Regions from separate parts of the Homo sapiens genome. Here regions 2 and 3 are each linked to region 1. A link is a contact called in ENCODE Hi-C data. All regions are on one chromosome and are shown on one strand. The core of a region is the stretch at or near the end of the contact, and the rest is flanking DNA. Distances in the headings are between cores, read along the strand shown.

Region 1 (5,104 bases), core at 1,346-3,845:
GATGATAAATAATGTAGCATACCTACCAATCAGAAAGTGTGTACAGCTCTTTGTCAGTGCTCACATTTCCTCACTATCACTATTTACGGAGCACTCTCACATACCTTAACTCACAGCCAAGGGCTGGTGCTATCCCCACTGCAGAGGTTTTTTTTTTTAAGTAGCCTCAGACAGTGGAAGATTCACCCCAGGTACAGCTCAAGCAAGAAGACACTGGACCAGCACCAGATCTCAGATGGCCACACCAGGGTCCCTTTATGACAATGACTTTCCCATTCCCATGAGGTGAACAGGCTCACAATTTTTCCATGTATTAATAAGGAGCTGAAGAGAAACAAATAAATTACTGTCAGCATGAAAATGTTACCTCTTCTGAGTCACTTCCACTTTTCAATTAAAGCACCTGCCAAGGGCATTATAAAGATTAGTTTCCATCACTAGACCATGAACACCTTGAGAATGGAGCTGTGCCCTCTCATTTCTGAGGCGTTTGCACAGTTTCTGGAATATGATACGTGCTCATTAAACACGTGCACACGCCATAAATAAATAATATAAATAATAAATGAGTGAATATATGAAGGTAAAAACCAATGAATTCACAGTGTGGTGTTTTCCACCCCATTCCATCATTCACTCATGCATTAAGACTTTTAAAAGCAGCTAAAGTGAAAGGCAGTAACTGCCCTTTTAACAGATTGCCAATACATCCTCCACTACTTAAAAAAGGGTTTCATGTCATATATAAATCTCAGAAGTGGAGAGGGCTGACAGGTTAATTATAGACACAAAGAACAGGGACAAATGGACTATGAGGTAAGCGAGTTGAAATGTGCAGACACAATGTCCTCCCTGGACAAGCATTTATTAATAAGCCTGCAAGGATTTACCCAGCCCGGCCAGGTACAGGTCTGCTACCAGGCTCGGGGACGATTCTGGGGAAGGCACAGTTCCTGCGCTTGAGGAATTAGGCTGGTGGCTGGAAAGGCAGTGTGTACCTTTGAGAATAATCAGAGGTCTCTGTGGGACGAGGCAAACAGGTGGAAGATAAGGCCCAAAAACTGGCCCGCCTACTCTTTTAGGGGGGTGAGATAGAGAAGACCTCCTCACTGGGCCAGGCCAACCGGGAAAGAAGCATGGGTAGGACTGTGGCTGGCAGACAAGTCAAGAGGAGGCCACCAATTCTTCTCCTGCACCTCCCACCAAACTCCTTCAGCTGCTGGACGCAGGAGCTTGAGTCAAAAGGATCCATAAGGATATTTCCCTTTCTTCTCCACCCTTCCCCCAACCCCAAGTGAAAAAGAAGGATGTTTAGAAAGTCTGGGAGACAAGCTGAAGGGCAGCTTCAGCAGGCAGATGAGCCCAAGAATGGAATGTGCCGCCTACAGGCAAGGAGTGGCCATGGGTGGGGAGAAAGGGGACTTCTTTTTCTCCCTTTCCTCATTCGAGGTACTTACTGAGTCTCTTCTTGGTGCCCAAGCACTGAACGTGACATCTCTTAGTGGGACATCAACCTGTGTTTGGCCAGATTAAATGGCCAAAGCCCAGACCTCTGAACACTGAGTCTGGGTCTCCCTGGGGGTTTCACTTTATTAGGGGGGCAATGGTTCTGGTGGCCCCTGATTCAACGTGAGTCCTTCTAAAGATCCGAAGCCCCTCTTAGATTTCAAGCACCTCAACCCCACCCCAGGTGGACACCCCATCGCAGTATCTACTCATGCCCTGAGAAAAAAGGGCTGGTGCGGGGAGGGGAAAGAGATAATCTGGGAATGCTAGGAAGAATGACGGCGGGGCCACGTTCTGCAGAGGGGAGAATGACCAAGAGGGTTTACTTGAGTTTGTTTGTTGTGTTTATTTCCCGAATCCAGCACATTCTCCAAAAGCCATTCGAGGGGCGAGCCTCGGCCGTGGGTCAAGTCCAAAGAGCGTGTTTCGGTTGTTTTTTTAGGTTAATCCCACTTGCCCCCCACCCCAGTAAACTTCCCACCCACCCCACCTCACTTTCCAGGTCTTTCCTGTTGCGTTCGGCTGCACTGCGATCTGGGAAGAAGGGAGAAGTGCCATCTCCCAGCGCGCGGGATCTGCGGGGACCCTCGTCCCCTCGCTGGTTGACAAAGAACTAACACCCGCCCCGCCGCGCTTCCGGGGCCAAAGAACGAAAACTGCCTTCTTTTTTTCTGGCGGACACGGAGCGCGCCCGCGGCGGGCCGACCAGCCCGGGAGCGCAGCCTCCGCGAAGGGGCGGCGGGGAGCGGCGGGGCCCGGGCGCGCGGAGAGCGCTCAACTAACAGCGCACCTGGACGCGCCCGGCTGCGGTTCCGACTCCGTCCCCGACCGCGCCCGCGGGGCCCCAGTCTCCGCATATCACCTCCCATAGCGCCCCGCTTCCACGCACGTCCCAGCTGCTCTTACCCGGGAAATGGCGAGAGGCTGCTCGAAGTCCTTGCCGCCCACGAGGCGGAAGCCCCACGGCCCCGGGCCCTGGAGGTCTATCTGCTGGGTGGTCATGGCGCGGCTGTGGCGGGCGACGACCCGCGGGGACAGACGGGCAGGACGCGCGGAACAGCTTGCAGGGCACCCCCGGCGGCTGTCGGAGAAAGAGCGGCGCGGCGCGGGCCCGGGGAGCCTGGGGCTGGCGGGGGCAGGGCAACCGCGAGGGCCAGGGCGGGGGCGGCTCCGCCCAGGCCGCGTAGCCGCCCGCCGCCCCGCCCGTCCTCCCGCCCGCAGCCGCTCCCCGCCCTGCGCGCCGGCCTGGGGGCCCTGGCCCGGAGTCCCGCCGAGAGAGCGCGAGTCAGATGCGGGGCCGGGGCTCTCAGCAGCTCTGCCCGGGACCCCACACCGCCTCCCTCCCTCCTGTACGCACGGCCGCACCGCGGCTCTCGGGCCCGGGGCGGGTGCTAGGTGAGAGGGAAGCAGGTCCTGACAGCGAGACAAACTCGCGCCTCGTGCTTTGTAAAACGAGAAATTTGAAGTGCTGTGCCAAGTCAGCCCTCTGAGGTCGGCTCCGACTTCCCATTTGCTTTTTGTAATCGGTAATGATGTTTAAAAGGTGCTTTCGAACGATCTCATTTGATGCTGAGGCAACCGGGACGTTTAGTCCCATTTTACAGATGAAGTAACTGAGTCTGCTCAGTAGGTGAGAAGACTTGCCCGACGCTACACCACTCGTCAGCATCTGGACCACTGCCCGGGCCCAGTGCTGCAGAACCCCATCCTGGAACTTTTATAATGCTAATGAGACCATCACTCAGGTTATAACTGAACTTCAAGGCCTTCCTAGAAATCTTTCCTCCAGGCTGGAGTTCATGGTAGGTTCTGACCTCAACAGTTCAAACCTCAAGTTTGGGGCGGGCCAAGGGCCAAGTCAATGCAAAAGAAGAGCTGAGTCCGGGACCTGGATTCCCAGCCTCCCACCAGCTTCCTAGCCAGGCTCCCCCTGACGCCCTCCCGGTGGAGTGCATTCTCCACGCCGGACCAGACCATTTCTCATGCTGTCCATGGCGTCCCCACCTCACCACCAGTGAAAACCCAGATCCTTACAATGCCTACAAGGCCACCCCTAGAATGGCCCCAACTCCCTCTCTGACCCCAACTCCTCCTGCCCTTTCCTCACCTGCCCCCCAGTCTGCCAGGCTGTGCTCCTTGCTCCTAACTCAGGGCCTTGCCTCAGGGCCCTGTCTGCAATGCTGTTCTCCCAGACATCCCCACCACTCTCTGTCATTTTCTAGGGGCCGGACACGTGGCTCACGCCTGGAATCCCGGCACTTTGGGAGGCTGAGTCAGGAGGATCAGTTGAGCCCAGGAATTCTAGACCAGCCCCAGCAACACGGCAAGACCCTGTCTCTACAAAAAAATTTAAAAAAATAAAAATTAACCAGGTTTGGTGGGGCACACCTGTCCCAGCTTCTAGGGAGACTGAGGTGGGAGGATGGCTTGAGCCGGAGAGGTCAAGGCTGCAGTGAGCTGTGGTCGTGCAACTGTACTCCAGCCTGGGTGACAGAGTGAGACCCTATCTCAAAAACTAAAAAATAAAAAAAATGCAAATGTCATTTTCTGAGGTCATCTCTGAGCATCATTTAAGATATCCTCTCTAGAATGCTCTATTACCTTCCCCTGCCTTATTTTTTTCTTTTGTATGTATCACCATCTGGCATTCTCTATATTTTGTATATTTATTTGTTCCACCCCCACTCTTAAGCATTAATTCCATAAGGACAGGGGTTTTTATCTGTTTAGATCACTGCTGTGCCCCAGTGCCTAGAATAGTGCCTGGCACATAGTACTTAATGTATATAACACATTGGCCATCCTCAGGACCACTTACCCTCTCTGGGCCCAGTTTCTTCGCAGTTTTCTTGGCACCCATTCATCCTGGTACCCAGGCCCCAGCACAGTGCTTGGCATAGAGCCCATGCTCAATGAGTTTGTTCCCTGTGCAGCTCTGTCTCCCTGTGATCCTGGCCTACCTACTGAAGAGCCCTGTGCACAGATTTACACATAAAAAGATTATCTTGCTTGTCCAATTGTGTGACAGCACAAATGCCTATGTTTGGGAATAGTTTGTTTGCTTTTAGAAATCCAAGTGGAGGGCCGGGCACGGTGGCTCACACCTGTAATCCCAACACTTTGGGAGGCCAAGGTGGGCGGATCACCTGAGGTCTGGAGTTCGAGACCAGCCTGACCAACATAGAGAAACCCATCTCTACTGAAAATACCAAAAATTAGCCGGGCGTGGTGGCGCATGCCTGTAATCCCAGCTGCTCGGGAGTCTGAGGCAGGAGAATCACTTGAACCCGGGAGGTGGAGGTTGTGGTGAGCCGAGATCACGCCATTGCACCCCAGCCTGGGCAACAAGCGCGAAACTCGGTCTAAAAAAAAAAAAAAAAAAGGAAATGAAAGTGGAGTTGTATGATTATACATCCCTCTCAACCTCTTGCAACCTGATATTCTTTCCTGAACCTGAGAAAAAGAATGGTGTTATAGCCAGTAACCAGCCACCTGCTTTATGAACACCAAAAATACATTCTCTTTGTTTAAGATTCTGTTGATTAGAAAGCATGACTGTGTTTCAAGTCCCTGCAGAATTTGCAGGAATCACCGAATT
Region 2 (5,104 bases), core at 767-3,266, 980 kb after region 1:
CCCTGGATGCTTGGGTTACTTAAGCGCTCCTCCCTCCCACCAGATCCCTGCCTCCAGTGTCCCTCCCACTCCAACGCATCCTACCAGGCTCCTTTAAGCCTACTGTCATGACATTGCTAACAGCTAACAGCATAACCTGTTCTCCAACTCCCTATGGTCAGGGCACTCACCATCCTTTGCAACCTGGACCCACCTTATTTGTCCAATCATACCAGGACCTTCAGGTCCCACATTCCCTACTCTTTAGTTTCTGCTGGACAGAAAACTCTCCTCACTATCCCACAAATGGACCGTACTTGTGTTAAGCTTTGAGTGACAGCCTCTGTATTTCCTCCCTCCCAGCACATAACATGTTTCCTCCAATTCTCCAGTATTTTATAATTTTACCCACCTCTCAAAGCCTACCTCTTAAAAGTATCTTCTCTATGAAACCTCCTCCTGCTACTCTAAGTCTCTTCTTACATTCCTTCTGTCGCTTACAGCTTCCATTGTATCACCCCCGCCCCTCATGAGGGTGTAGCTATTTGAGACCAAGGGCAAGAATGAGGTGCCTTCTTGTCCCGTCAGTGCTGATCACACAGCAGCACTCAACAGCATGTTCTTGAAATGGTTGAACACAGCTGATGTTGCCTACTGATCCCAGATCATTGATGCATTTCACATTACCTTTTACCAAGCACCTCCTAGGCATAAGACCTGTATTCTACTGTGAAGGGTTGTCCCTCTGCCAATCCAGACTTTCTCTTAAATATTGTCTCAAAAGCTTCAATTCTCTGGCTCATTGTTATCTGTGATTACTTGTCTGCTACATGTGTCACATCACCCCCTGAACATTTGGCTAAGTTCTAATATGTAGTCAGAATAGAAAACACTCCCTGAACAGAGGGGAACATCACACACCGGGGCCTGTCAAGGTGGGGGACTAGGGGAGGGAGAGAATTAGGAGAAATACCTAATGTAGATGACAGGTCGATGGGTGCAGCAAACCACCATGGGATGTGTATACCTATGTAACAAACCTGCACCTTCTGCACATGTACCCCAGAACTTAAAAGTATAATAAAAAAAAAAAACTGTTAAAAAATGTGAAAAAAAAACTGCACTCCCAGAACTTTAAAAGTTCCAGTCTCTGAAAGCCATGATGCCATTACAATGAGACAAAAAGAAGACCTTCAAAAGCAAAATTTGGGGAAGTTGTCTTTTCCATAGCTCCTTGACTCACGCCCATGGGGCCGCTTCTGGTTTATTCTTTTTGAGAGGCTTGTTATGGATATTGTTACATTGACATGAGGGCATTGGAAAGACAGATCTAATCCCCCCAAACACACTTGTCATATACACCCACAAAATAAATGAGACAATAAAACAATGAATAACAAATGATTACAGCTATCCTTAAAATTAAATAGTAACCTGCAATAAAATGGGTGAGGACTCAGTTTAGAGAAACCCTTCCTTAGAAAAGTTGGTTGCATTCAGATTCTAAAAGTTGACCTTCAGTAGAATCTAAGCCCTTGGCATTTGTTTTATTATCTTTCCAGAGCTTTACACTTTATTGTAAGAGGCAGCTAAAGCAAGTCTCTCTTGTTCCTACACATTTCTTTAAGAACTCAGTTCACTTCCCTATAGCAAGTGCCACCCAATGCTTTCCCTAAAAGCTCAGTCCACTTCCCTATAGTAAGTGCCACCCACTGGAAACTAGCAAAGCATTCCAGGATTTCAGTATTTCTGAGATGCCATAAGAGCACTGGGGGGAAAAAAAGGAGATGAAGAAGGGTATTGGGTGGGGAAAATCTTACCTCAACTTCTGACTGGCGGGGACGGTTATTTTATTAAGCTTGTCCATTCTGTTTGGTAATTGTAAGAGACACGAATAACTGTCCAGTGGTCACGTCAGCAGTTCCTGGCCCTCCTAGGGAGCAGCATGGTAAGCCTCTGGTCTCAAGGGTTCCGGCCACTCAAGTCTGATTTCTGAGAGTGCAGGCTGCTGGCAAACACCCCTGCTCTAGGGAGAAGTAAAACTTGCCCGAGCACATAGTCAAGTTTCATGTTTCTACATAATCATGTGATCTGGATAGCCAGCCAGCTTGGTGATTACTCCACTTTGTGTAAACTTTAATAATGAAACCTATTGGGCAGGCAAATTTCTTTCCAGCTGCTTTCTTTTACAATCAGATTTGTAACCAGGTTAGGACAAGTTTCTGGCTGGTCACTACTTCCTGTTTGTCCCAAACACATATAGTCTGTTTCCAGCAGGTGCATGCTATAACTGGGAACTTCCTGGGCTCAAGGAAAAGCAGAGTAATCAAGTCCATCTGAACCTCTCTTGGAGACTTTCTGCTTATTTGCATAAAGTTATGGATAAGCTTTTTCTACTTATAGAACCATTATATAAAAATGGCATTTTTGTGCTTTTTCCTACCCCCCGATGCGGGCAATACGTTTAAAAATAAATATCAGGTTGTCAGTGGCATGGTGGTAACAGTTTACTCAGAGAATTAGAGTATCTCTTTTTCTGGAGCTCTATTTAAAATGGGATGGGCAATTCTCTGTTCATCTGGGGGTAGGGATGGATGACTCAGGAAAGGGGAGATGAACTCTATCGTCAGATGTGCAGCCTCCTTATTGCCTGATAGAGTCAGGAGTTACCTCGCCGATAGCCAGATGCTTTCAAACAAACCAGGATGTACCCAAAAGTCAGATGAGAACAAATCTAACAGTTTCACAACAATGCAATTCCTACATCAGGCCATTCTGAAGTCCTAAAAGCAGAATGCCATTCCCCTCCTTGCATTTGCCTCTTTCTGTCCTGTCCACCACTTGCTCATCACACCCAGTGACACGCCAGACACGAGGCCATCTCAAGGTCAGACAGGTGGGGTGAGGCTGGGAGGAGGGAGCCATACCTGTAGGGGCTGAACCTATTCAGAGAACTCTACTTCCCTCCTGGAAGACTTTATATTTCCTTCTGCCTAATCTGAAAAATGCTGATTTACCTGTTGTTTAAAGAGCAGCCCGCAGTCCAGGGTCAAGGAGGAAGAAAATGGGAGGGAAGTGACCTTTTGTACCTGGACACACTTTTCTGCAGCCATTGAGAATGCCCTGCTCACCCTTGTGGAATAAAGTACACGTTTCCAACATTTATCAAGGGAACCAGTCTTCTCCTGGGTCAGAATACACAGCAGGACAAAGTAAAGAGCTCTCAGTTACCTCTCCTGTTGCAGACCCAAGATCTGGCTGAAGACAGTGGGGAAAGAGGAGAAGACAGAAGAGGAGAAGGAGGTGGAGGAAGAGGAGGAGGAGGAGGAGGAAGAAGCGGAGGAGGAGGAGGAAGAAGAAGCGGAGGAGGAGGAGACAGAGGAGGAGGGGGAGAAGGAACAGCGGCAGTGGTAGAGGTGGAAACCGTGGATGGATTTCTTCCCTCCTGTGCCTCTTCTTTGCACAAATGGATGTTCTGTCTTTTTCCAGGTAACCTTGATTATTCACATTCATCACTGCCTATGAATTTCTGGTTTGACCAGATGTTTAGGAGCAGAATCTTCAGAGCTGTTGAAGGGTGGGGCCCTTCTGCTTGGCCAGGACACTGACTTGGCCAGGCCAGCAAGAGAGCAGACAATGTTGCATGAGAAAAATGCAAGTGCTTGTCTCCTGCCATCATTCATTTTCCCCAATCTGGCTGCTCAATTTTCTTGCAGTGCATCCTGAAGGAGCTCTAGACCCTGCCTCCTCCTCTCCCATAGTTCCTAACTGAAAGAAACAAGTAGACTAGGATGGTAAAGGCACATACAATGTCATCAAAGATCAGGAAATTCAGGCTTCACTGAATGAAATGATAATAGTCAGCTCGTTCTTTCTGAATTATTGTAAAATGCACCCCATAAGTCACTTGACTTTTCTCTCCACCAACAACTTTGCTCAACACCTGGCTGACAACTTCATATTTCCCCAGAGAAAAAGACCAGAGGCAAAGGTTACACTTCTGCTTTTTCTTTTTACAGCCACTGGTCTTTCTTCTTTTTACTGTATTTAGTCTAACATGATGAAAATGAGAGACTGTGTTTCCAGACTGGACATTTTACCCCATGTGAAATACAGTGTGACAGCCTAATGTTCCAGGCCTGCCACAACTGCTTTGGCTTCTAAGTTGCTCCATGACTAAATGAAAATTTTAAATTATTTGACTCTAATTTTGAAGTGGGGAAAACCTGTTTTTTTTTTTTTTTTTTTTTTTTTTTTTTGAGACGGAGTCTTGCTGTCACCCAGGCTGGAGTGCAGTGGCACGATCTTGACTCACTGCAAGCTCCGCCTCCTGAGTTCACACCATTCTCCTGCCTCAGCTTCCTGAGTAGCTGGGACTACAGGCACCCGCCACCATGCCTGGCTAATTTTTTGTATTTTTTAGTAGAGACAAGGTTTCACCGTGTTAGCCAGGATGGTCTCGATCTCCTGACCTCGTGATCCGCCCGCCTCGGCCTCCCAAAGTGCTGGGATTACAGATGTGAGCCACCACACCTGGCCGGGGAAAACCTTTTTAAGCAAAACACAAAAAGGAAAAACAGTGGTAAATCTAGATACATATAAATTTAAACTTTTATGTGACAAATGCACCATAAATGAAAGTCAAAATACAAATGACAGGCCCCATAACTGGATTACCAAAAAGGTTAATGCAAAGATGGAAACTGATGATACCAAGCCTTAGTTGGTAACTTATAAAAGGAATGAAACCACACAACGTGGTTCCACAGCGCACACAGAACGATATACCATGATAAGCCTTTAAGGTCGGTCTACATAGCACAGTGGACATGGAAATTAATGAATCACTAGATTCACAGATGAGAAATTGACAATCCCAACCTTAAAGAAAATTTGGAGTGCCTATACACTGTTGCTAAAAGTATAAGGTGCAATGGTTTGGAAACAGTTTGGTATTTTCCAATAAATTTGATGGCATGCATACCTATGACCCAGCATGGATCACAGATATTGCGGAGCACTCCTAACTCTGTATATCAAAGCATGTGCTAGAATTTTCACTGAAGCACCATTTCTTTTCTTTTCTTCTTCTTCTTTTTTTTTTTTAAGATGGAGTCGCACTCTG
Region 3 (5,104 bases), core at 1,342-3,841, 890 kb before region 1:
ATGATGTTGAGCATCACTTCATATGCTTATTAATATTCCATTAACATATGTTTCTTAGGAGAAATGTATATTCAAGTCCCTTGCCCATTTTTTTAGTTGGGTTGTTTTTCAGTTGTTGATTTATACAAGTTCTTTATTTATTCTGGATACTGCACTCTTACCAGATATACAATTTGCAAATATTTTCTCTCTTTTTATATTTTTTCCACTCGTGTCCTGAAAGTCATTTTTTCCTTCTGAAATACCTTGATAATAAATGCATTGCTGACTATGCCTTTGCCACTTAGTCCTTTCCTAGGGCCTTCAATAACGCTTATTTTCGAAGACACTTGATGTTTTTATTTTGTTGAGACAGAGTCTCCCTCTGTCGCCCAGGCTGGAGTGCAGTGGTGCGATCCTGGCTCACTGCAAACTTCGCCTCCTGGGTTCAAGCGATTCTCCTGCCTCAGCCTCCTGAGTAGCTGGGATTACAGGCGCCCACCACCACGCCCGGCTAATTTTATTTTATTTTATGCTTTTATTTTTAGTAGAGATGGGATTTCACTATATTGGCCAGGCTGGTCTTGAACTCCTGACCTCAAGTGATCTGCCTGCCTCTGGCTCCCAAAGTGCTGGGATTACAGATGTGAGCCACCACGCCTGGCCTCTTGATGTTTTTTTAAATTGAGTGTTAGGTACATGCATGCCCATTTTATTGACATTTTATTATATAAAGGTTATATTCCCTCTTATATCTGTATGTATAGGTATTTTTATATGAAATAAATTTTAAATGCTTGACAATAATGTCTCCTCTACGACTTCTATTTTCTGTTCTTGCATTCACTAACATACTTTTAGAATGAATGAGTGGTCTATATTCTATATACTTTTATAGAATGAGTGGTCTATATTTTCTGCTTCGTTTTATCCACAACTGATGCCTCTTCAATTTCTTGCAATACAACTTTTTTGTCCTGAAATAATGAAACATTTGGGTCTGTGCCCGACCCTTATCATTATTCTTTCTTCCTAGGTAATGTTACTCATGATTCATCCACCTACTTGCATTATACAGATGACGCCTAATCTGTGTCTCTGAACCTAAACCCTAACCCAAGTTTTATTATTTATTTATTTGAAACAGTTTCCCTCTTGTTGCCCAGGCTGGAGTGCAGTGGTACGATCTGGGCTCATTGCAACTTCAGCCTCTCGGGTTCAAGCGATTCTCCTGCCTCAGCCTCCCAAGTAGCTGGGATTACAGGTGCCCACCACCATGCCCAGCTAATTTTTCGTATTTTTAGTAGGGACTGGGTTTCACCATGTTGGCCAGGCTGGTCTCGAACTCCTGACCTCAGGTGATCCACCTGCCTCGGCCTCCCAACGTGTTGGGATTATAGGCGTGAGCCACTGCGCCCAGCCAACTCAAGTTTTAGAACTCTATATGCTGGATATTTTCAGTCGTTTACTTTACCAGATGTATTTCCCCTATTAATCGTTTTTTTCCTATCCACTTTTCTATTTCTTCAAACCATATCAGTTTCAGTCTCATATCTTTGTAGTAATCATTGGTTACTCTCTCTTCTGTCACTTCTGATCAGTTATCAAGTCTTTCGTCTTTTACTTTAAATATACTTCATTTCCACTCAATGGTCAATCATCCCATTTTAATCCACTATCGCAGAGTGCTGGAATTATTTCAATAGCTCCTCTCTGCCTGACCACTTCCTCTCCCTCCTTAGGTGATAATCTTTTTTTCTTGTTTGAGACGGAGTCTCGCTCTGTCGCCCAGGCTGGAGTGCAGTGGCGCGATCTCGGTTCACTGCAAGCTCCGCCTCCCGGGTTCACGCCATTCTCCTGCCTCAGCCTCCCGAGTAGCTGGGACTACAAGCGCCCGCCACCATGCCCAGCTAATTTTTTTGTATTTTTAGTAGAGACAGGGTTTCACCGTGTTAGCCAGGATGGTCTCCATCTCCTGACCTTGTGATCCACCCGCCTCGGCCTCCCAAAGTGCTGGGATTACAGGCGTGAGCCACCGCGCCCGGCCGGTGATAATCTTTTAAACAGAGGACTGTGATGAAACATGGTGCTAGGTGAGCAAGATAACTTAGGATATCTTTCTTTTGTGTTAGATGAAGTGAAGAAGGGAGGGTGTTGACCCTCCTGGATGAAGTGATGAAGCCCTGAACTGTGGCAATGATGCCGGAGAAGGATGTAAAAATCGTAAAGTCGACTGGTGACCAATTAGAGCTGGAAGGACTTACCCACGCTAACACCTCCCAAATATGGGAGTATTTTACTACCATAAATGAAATACATCAAGTGAATTTTTGCTAAGCGAGCAATACCCGCGCTTCGGTAAGAACTGTCACGCTTAGAGCGGGCCAACCAGCTTCCACCATCCAGATGGCGGATCCTAGATTGGCAGCCTGCGTCTCTCTAGCTACCGTCTCTATGGTTCGGGGAATCTCCAGGTCGGGGCTTGACCGGTCCGACTTTTGCGCGTGCGCGAGTCCTGGCGCGTGCCCGCCCTCAAGCAACTGTCCGACCCAGCGGGTGGGAGGGGTGGGTCTGGGAACGTTGCGGCGGCTGTCGCCGCGGCCCCAGCACCCAGAGCTGTTCTCTGGCCAAGCCTGCGCCTGTAGTCCTTCTTTGCCTCCTGGGGCGGCCGCCACCCACCCCCAGATGGTGGGTCCGGAGGATGCCGGAGCCTGCTCGGGAAGAAACCCCAAGTTGCTCCCGGTGCCTGCGCCGGACCCCGTGGGCCAGGACAGGAAGGTAATCCGGGCCACGGGCGGCTTTGGCGGAGGCGTCGGCGCTGTGGAGCCGCCGGAGGAGGCTGACGAGGAGGAGGAGGCTGACGAGGAGGAGGAGACGCCGCCTCGGCAGCTCCTTCAGCGTTACCTCGCGGCGGCCGGGGAGCAGCTGGAGCCGGGGCTCTGCTACTGTCCGCTCCCCGCTGGCCAGGCCGGCGCCCCGCCGCCCTCGGCAGCCCCACGATCGGACGCCTGCCTGCTGGGCTCGGGCTCCAAACACCGCGGCGCGGAGGTGGCTGATGGCCGCGCGCCGCGGCACGAAGGCATGACCAACGGCGACTCGGGTTTTCTGCCGGGCCGGGACTGTCGCGATCTGGAAGAGGCTCGCGGGCTGGCGCGCGCCGGCGGCCGGGAGTCGCGCCGCCGCCGCCCCTACGGCCGCCTTCGCCTGGAGGGGCCTGGCGACGAGGACGCGGACGGCGCGGGAAGCCCGTCCGATTGGGCCTCTCCGCTTGAGGACCCGCTGCGGAGCTGCTGCCTGGTGGCCGCGGACGCCCAGGAGCCCGAGGGCGCGGGCAGCGACTCGGGGGACAGCCCCGCCAGCAGCTGCAGCAGTAGCGAGGACTCAGAGCAGCGGGGAGTCGGCGCCGGGGGTCCCGAGGAGGGCGCGCCCCCTGCCACCTCGGCCGAGAGGACTAATGGGGGTGCGGAGCCGCGCCTGGGCTTTTCTGACATTCACTTCAACTCTCGCAACACGTTCCAGGTGAGCCGCGGTCAGAGCGCCCGCGATCACCTGCCCCCGGCGGGGCCGCCGGTGCCCTTGCCCGCCGCGGAGCAGGGTCCTGCGGGGGCTTCGGCCCGGGCTCGACGGAGTGGCGGCTTCGCGGACTTCTTCACCAGGTACAGCGCAGGCTGCATGGGACTCGGGGCGGGTCCGGGGCCGGGGCCGGAGCCGGGGTCTTGGTGGGAGTCGGAGCCGGAGCCGGAGCCGGAGCGGAGAGCTTGGTCGGCCGCTTCCGTGCCAGCCCCACACGCGTCAGGACTTAGCTTTGATTTGTCACTGGAGGAAGAGGAACTGGGTCGGCTTTGTGTTTCTATAGGAGAAGTTGTGAGCTCTGTGGACAGCGAGTCTTTCTGTTGCCTTGTCCGCGGGAGGCTGTACCTGCCATTCATACCTGGCTTCTGAGCAGTCAGGTTGGGCCAGCTGTCTAGTGCCACATATGCAGTTGCCTTTTCTGGAAAAGCAGATAACCATCTCCGTCTCCAATTTTTAAAAATTTTACTACAAACATTTAGGTTGTTGGGGGGGTGGTGAGGGGAGGCGGTATGTGTGTACGGGTGTGGTTGTGAAAGAGAGAAGGAAGTCATTTTGTAGAGCTGTTTATTTGCTGTGCTTGCATAGCGTCTAAATCCATTCAAGTGGTTTGGGAATTCTTGAAATTAGAAGTGGTTGTGCTTCATAGTGTTTAATCGTTTGTTTCAGTGGTCTTTATTAAAATGCAGTTTGGTGTTTAGAATTTTATCCCAACTTTTTAAGCCAAAGTAGGGCTTTTACTAAGGAAAGCCTTTTTTCTAATCTCCCAGATAAGCCTCTCCTTTTTTTCCCCAATAACTTTAGTTTTTTTAAAAAATGGTATTGTATTTGTGATTTGACAGGATATTCTTGAAATTAAATTATGGGCCGGGCGCGGTGGCTCACGCCTGTAATTCCAGCACTTTGGGAGGCTGAGGCGGGCGGACTATTTGAGGTCAGGGGTTCGAGACCAGCCTGGCCAATGTGGTGAAACCCGGTTTCTACTAAAAATACAAAAATTAGCCAGGCGTGGTGGCAGGTGCTTGTAATCCCAGCTACTCGGGATGCTGAGGCAGGAGAATCACTTGAACCTGGGAGGTAGAGGTTGCAGTGAACCTAGATCGTGCCATTGCACTCCAGCCTGGGGGACAAGAGCGAAACTCCGTCTTTCAAAAAAAAAAAAAAAGAAAAGAAAGAAATTAAATTATGGTGCTGGACTTCGCAGATTTCAGGATGGAGGTTTGTTGATTTAATAGGGATAAATAAGAGTAGTCAGAAAATACTTAATACACCTTACTGTAAGAGCAGTCCTGTAATCCCAGCACTTTGGGAGGCCGAGGTGGGTGGATCACCTGAGGTCAGAGTTCGAGACCAGCCTGGCCAACATGGTGAAACCCCGTCTCTACTAAAATATACAAAAATTAGCCGGGCATGTTGGCAGGCGACTTAATCCCAGCTACTTGGGAGGCAGAGGCAAGAGAATCGTTTGAACCCAGAAGGCGGAGGTTGCTGTGAGCTGAGATCGAGCCATTGCACTGAAACCTGGGGAATAAGAGCTAGACTTCTCTCAAAAAAA

Evidence for each region. A loop is a pair of places that touch in the nucleus more often than their neighbours do. Pooled maps may share reads with other maps.
Region 2: a loop to region 1 is called in a map of GM12878, with 4 times the contacts of the local background. The contact joins the promoter of BLNK here to the promoter of PDLIM1 in region 1. A Hi-C loop is called at or near these places in 4 of 168 maps with a recorded cell type or tissue (GM12878 and OCI-LY7), 26 of 37 single-sample maps with no recorded cell type and 6 of 50 pooled maps.
Region 3: a loop to region 1 is called in a pooled map, with 5 times the contacts of the local background. The contact joins the promoter of TBC1D12 here to the promoter of PDLIM1 in region 1. A Hi-C loop is called at or near these places in 1 of 168 maps with a recorded cell type or tissue (CD4-positive, alpha-beta T cell), 3 of 37 single-sample maps with no recorded cell type and 3 of 50 pooled maps.

The regions. Positions count from the first base shown.
Region 1 is chr10:95,288,408-95,293,511 of GRCh38, forward strand. It overlaps PDLIM1 (PDZ and LIM domain 1), which reads right to left and starts at 2,596. Exons shown (of 7, transcript NM_020992.4): 1 at 2,413-2,596. The coding sequence starts at 2,508. RefSeq lists an enhancer at 1,113-1,432 and silencers at 2,154-2,263, 2,284-2,383, 2,434-2,823, 2,874-2,953, 4,597-4,666.
Region 2 is chr10:96,269,553-96,274,656 of GRCh38, forward strand. BLNK (B cell linker) reads right to left here and starts at 2,017. Exons shown (of 17, transcript NM_013314.4): 1 at 1,800-2,017. The coding sequence starts at 1,846. RefSeq lists enhancers at 763-882, 913-962, 3,072-3,171, 3,658-3,707, 3,838-3,897.
Region 3 is chr10:94,399,950-94,405,053 of GRCh38, forward strand. TBC1D12 (TBC1 domain family member 12) reads left to right here and starts at 2,592. Exons shown (of 13, transcript NM_015188.2): 1 at 2,592-3,635. The coding sequence starts at 2,665. RefSeq lists enhancers at 2,340-2,499, 3,800-4,099 and silencers at 2,830-3,319, 3,390-3,719.